Regions from separate parts of the Homo sapiens genome. Here region 2 is linked to region 1. Evidence: chromatin loops called from intact Hi-C (ENCODE). Cell type or tissue: PC-9. All regions are shown on one strand.

Region 1 (2,500 bases):
GCCCTCTAGATTTATGGAGCTGAGACTCCACAAATGATGCTGGAGCCGGGTGGGCCAGGCTGCAGTTTAGGAAGTGATCAGGATCAGGTAGTGCGTGGGCTAAGGGAACTTCTGGGACCAGCCTTGAAAGATGGGTGGAATTCTGCAAAGGTTACTTGTTTCTTATTGCAAAAAGTAATACATCATTCTTGTCAACAGAATGATTGGGAGGATTTTCAGTAAAGGTCCAGGTCAGAAGTCATTTAGACTGGGTCCCCCAGTCTCTGTCAGAACCATGGTACTCTGTTGTGGTGTGAAAGTAGCCACAGATCATCTGTAGATTAAGGGGTGTGGCTTTGTTCCAATAAAGCTTTATTTACAAACACAGGCTGTGGGCTGGATTTGGCCTGCAGGCTGTAGTTTGTGATCCTTGATTCAGACAGTTTAGCAAGGCTGAAAAGAACACCCCCTTGTTACCCACAGATGGGTGGGACTGTGTTGGCCAGAGGCCGAGAGGAGGGTGCTCACAGGGGAACGTACATCATGTAGAGGCCGGAAGGTGCTCCAGGGCACCAAGTGTGGGAAAGTGGGACATACGGGGAAGTTTCCAGAAAGCATGTCAAGATGGAGGCGGAGCGCTGCTGGGGTGTGAAGGGTCTCAAGTCCAAGTGAGGGAGCTAGGGACTTGGGAGGGGTTGTTGTTGGGTCGGGGAGCTGGGGTCATCCAGGTGGTGACCTGGGATGGGGTGGGGACAGGCAATGAGGTAAGCTCTGCTCTTCAGTATTTTGCAGATGCTTTTCTCAAACTTTCCTGATCCTGAAGGCAAGCTAAACCAGTTCCGGAAGAACCTGCGGGAGTCGCAGCAGCTCTGATGGGATGAGAGCTGGGTGCAGACTGTGCTCCCTTTGGTTATGGACACATAACTCCTGGGCCAGAGGCTAAAACCCCAGGGCCCCTGCTGTCCTTCCCGCAGCTTCTTCTTGGAGTCTCAGGGCAAACCCTTTCAAGCAGCGCCTCCCAGTGGCCAGAAGCTGAAATGACGGCAGTGGTGCCACCTGGTGAATGACCCGGGAAGCTGTGGTTGGCCCTGATTTCTTCTTTGGAGTCTCAGAAATGCTTCCTGTCTTCTTCTGTTCTTCACGCCCCATGTCCCTGCTAGCGTATTACTGTTCTGTGACTTCCCTGTGACCTCTGCAGTACTCCTCATCCTGCATTTGGTCTCCAGGTGTCACCTTTCTGCCATGTTCCTAACACTTTGATTCCTGTCTTGAGAAAAGCACCTGCTGCACCACAAGCCCAGGGATGTGGCAGCTGCAGCGGGCTTGGCTTTGTGAGGAACCGAGTGTGTCCAGGGATGTGGCAGCTGCCGCGGGCTTGGCTTTGTGAGGAACCGAATGTGTCCAGGGATGTGGCAGCTGCAGCGAGCTTGGCTTTGTGAGGAACCGAGTGTGTCCAGGGATGTGGCAGCTGCAGCGGGCTTGGCTTTGTGAGGAACCGAGTGTGTCCACGTTGGGGGAACGTCATACTTGATACACACGTTTTTATTTGCACAAAGAAAATGCTATTTTTGGAGCCAGAATTTTCATGTCTGATTTATGGTGATTTTCTTAAGAACCAGAACTGCTGGCAGAAAGGGGGCACCCACATGCTTAGATAGCCGATGTCTTATTAGAGGGCAGATTGTGGTTCCTGATTTGGAATTTAACATTCTCCAAACATTCCAGTCCAATGAAAGTTTTATCCGCTTTCCCATATAAAAATTCTTCCCACGAGAGTGATTTGATTCTAACAATCCCGTTGGAGTCGTGTATGAGTCCTACAGTGTGAGGTTCAGCATTGCCATCTCCAAGTGCTCTCCATAGGGAAACAGTTTCTGGTCATGATGAGCTTCCGCTTCCCATCTGATCCCAGCCCAGCCTGGAAACAGAGCACGTGTTTGAGGATGGCGGTGTTTGGGGACAGGACATGAGCGTATTGTGTGGGGCTGCTAGGACAGGCCTGGCGGGGTGGGGAGTGTCTAAGTCAGTTTACTTGGTTCACAGGTTCCCAGGCCCACCCAAGTACCTAGAATTGGCCTCCAGGAAGGGACCAGAAATCTGGTTTTACATAGAAATGGCTAGCAGCAGGCACCATGCAGCTGTCCACTCTCTGCCCGAGTCTGCCCCAGCACGTGGCACAGCAGGACAGAAGCAGAGATCTGAACCCACATCTACCTGGCTGTTCCATCAACCCACTCTTCACAAAGCTTAGAAAGTGGCCGGGCACAGTGTCTCATGCCTGTAATCCCAACACTTTGGGAGGCCAACGCCGGTGGATCACTTGAGGTCAGGTGTTCGAGACCAGCCTGGCCAACATGGTGAAACCCCATCTCTACAAAAATACAAAAATTAGCCAGGCACGATGGTGGGTGCCTGTAATCCCAGCTACTTGGGAGGCTGAGGCGGGAGAATTGCTTGAACCCAGGATGCGGAGGTTGCAGTGAGCCGAGATTGTGCCACTGCACTCCAGCCTGAGTGATAG
Region 2 (2,500 bases), 270 kb before region 1:
TAAACACACCAAGAGTGTCAAATTAGGTAGGCATTTGCTTCAACAGTGACTACGCATGCAGCTGTGAGACGAAGGCTTCATGCCTATCTAATGTTAAAAACAAAAAAACAAAAAAACAAAAAAAAAACCTTATATTATAAATCCATGCAGAAACTCCAGTGTTAAAACAAAGAAAAACATGCTACTGGCCAAACAAATAGGCACTATCATTAAGCAATCTTTAATCAGAAGATTAAAAGACAGTTTTCTAGATAGTGGGTAATGATTATTTTTTAGAATGAGAGAAAAAGCCCAGAACAAGTCCATAGGAAATTAAAACAGCAATGTTCAAAAGCAAAAATCCCTACAAGATTCAATATATACAGAATTAGATATTAGAGGAGCCATCTTGGAATGGACACTATAATGGTAGTTGACAGAACAGCCATTGCTTGGGAAATCAAGAGAAGAGACCATCCAATAGGTTTACTCTAGCTGAGGCAATTTAATCCCTCTCATTCATAACCACAGTTAATTATTCACAGGCTGAAACTCAGTATAATCAAAGAACAACAGTGAGAAATGGATATCCCAATCTAACTATATGTGGATTTTAATGGAAAAGTGTGTTACCATTCATATTCATCAAGTTCACTGGTAACTAGAGATGACAGGTTTGCTCTTTTGAGAAGAGAATGGAAATAAAAATCCTGTAAGTTGAATTCTCTGCTGAAGCACAAATGACCTTTCTGGCACCATATGAGTGAATGGTTCAGACAGAATCAGAATCAGAGACTAGAGCTTTGCTCAGTACCAGCTATCAAGAAAGGAGATTCAAAGAAATCCCTTTCTCTATAGTGTCATCCCTGACAGAAGCTTCCCATATATCCATACAAACTCAAAAGCAAAGTAACTGGGTAGGATAGAAAAGTAGAGAAAAAGAAAGGTCAAACAGCAAACATATACCAGTATTAAATGCAAGAAATTAAAAGGAAGCTGAAACTAAGAGATGTAAAATCAACGCAACTGCCATGGTTACTAAAATCACATGCAAAAAAAAAAAAAAAAAAAAAGGGAGGGGGGGATGGGAGATGATGAGATTTTTCCTAATAGAAAGTGTTTATTTTTGTACTGTATTTGTGCAAATATATAAGACAAAATTATATACATGCACAGAAGCTGCTACAGAATGCAAAATATGATGTAGGAGGTTATTTCCATATTTTTCTTTAAATTTTTGTTTAAAGGACTTTAAAACTCCCTACACTACCAAGTACTTCAACAATTTAAGCCACTACCAATGAAGCACCATGGTGCTCCTGTTCTGGGAATATGTGGACTTGCTGCCACCAAGTGGCAATCTAGAAAGCCATAAATTAGCTGAATAAAAGAGTTCCCTGTGAACTCAAGGCTACTAGAGTTTAGTGGAACAGGAATGCAAACTCACTAAAGTTTTGTTCCTGATGACTACTCTCAGAAGACTTTTTTCAAATATTTTATGGGCACTGTCATTGTGGCTCCACTGTCCATATTCTTTCATGCCTGTGATTCCATTACCTAATCTCTTCATAACAGAGGAGCATAAACAGGGAGACAGGGATAAAGACATTTGTCTCTCTCTAGTACCTTCCTACTTTCTAAATGCCACAAAATTGTTTGTTCCTAAATTAGGCAAATGAATAACAACCATGAGAATGGAAGTTTCATTGCCTTTCACCCAAATTCTTTGTGGCTCCACTGAAATCTAGCCATCCCACTATGGCCTGTTACCCTTTTCCTGATTGTGCATTGGTTTTGTTCATATCTTTCCCTTTGGGAGAACCAAGAAAGAAACCCTTGCCCTTATTAGATCAATGACTGTCTTGGCCTCTGGTGTGGTTTTCTGGTGCTCCTTGTGGGCAAAAATTTTGCCAATAGTTTATATATTTAATTATCCCCTTCTAACCAAATATGAAATAAACACATAATACAATGTTACTCTGATTTTTAAAAAAAATAGTAATTATCTCACCATTCCTCATGAGTTTGTCTTGCTGGCTAATAGTTACTGAAAGAATTGAGTTTCTCAGAGGAAAAGGGCTAATGTAACCAAAATAATCCCCTATCAGTGTGTATCAACTCATCTCTTCTTGCACTGGGCTATTTAGATCCTGAGAAGATGGGAGGGTGTGAAAGCAGCAGAACAGTACTGAAAAAGTAGTTTACTTTTTCCTCTATTTGCACATTATTAGCTAATACAACTGATTTTTGTTGTTGTTGTTGGAAGTAAAATGTATAAAATATGTTTATCCCATGAGATTAAAAGACAGCAAGAATAAAGGAATGATGTCAAGGTTAGCTGAGGATCATTCTACTTGTCTCATATGCAAAGGTACTAGGAATTTATTACTCAGCAAATCTACTTATTTGGGCACTATTATAAACTAATCAACTGGTCATCTGGTTGCTGCCTATTTAAAAAATAGAGAATGTGGTACATTTTGAATATCAGTAAATTCATTTGAGATTTCACAAGCATTTG

The links. Peaks named below come from ENCODE experiments on the same cell type or tissue, not always from the same donor. Only the 100,000 strongest peaks of a DNase experiment are listed, where the experiment ranks them.
Region 2: it touches region 1 in a loop (12-fold over the local background); 5 of 110 quality-filtered maps call a loop at or near these places.

Annotation. Positions count from the first base shown.
Region 1 is chr3:130,097,462-130,099,961 of GRCh38, forward strand. ALG1L2 (ALG1 chitobiosyldiphosphodolichol beta-mannosyltransferase like 2) reads left to right here. Exons shown (of 8, transcript NM_001136152.1): 8 at 762-929. The coding sequence ends at 794. It also overlaps the pseudogene FAM86HP. Among named protein-coding and RNA genes, the nearest start is that of LINC02014, 4.4 kb to the left of the region's middle. RefSeq lists enhancers at 1-141, 1,805-2,500. In PC-9, a CTCF peak has its summit at 1,010 (motif pointing left); no DNase peak of the experiment used is centred here.
Region 2 is chr3:129,828,422-129,830,921 of GRCh38, forward strand. It overlaps TMCC1 (transmembrane and coiled-coil domain family 1), which reads right to left. Exons shown (of 7, transcript NM_001017395.5): 4 at 1-87. Among named protein-coding and RNA genes, the nearest start is that of TMCC1, 64 kb to the right of the region's middle. In PC-9, a CTCF peak has its summit at 1,321 (motif pointing left); a DNase peak (open chromatin) is centred at 1,400; H3K27ac peaks cover 2,049 bases.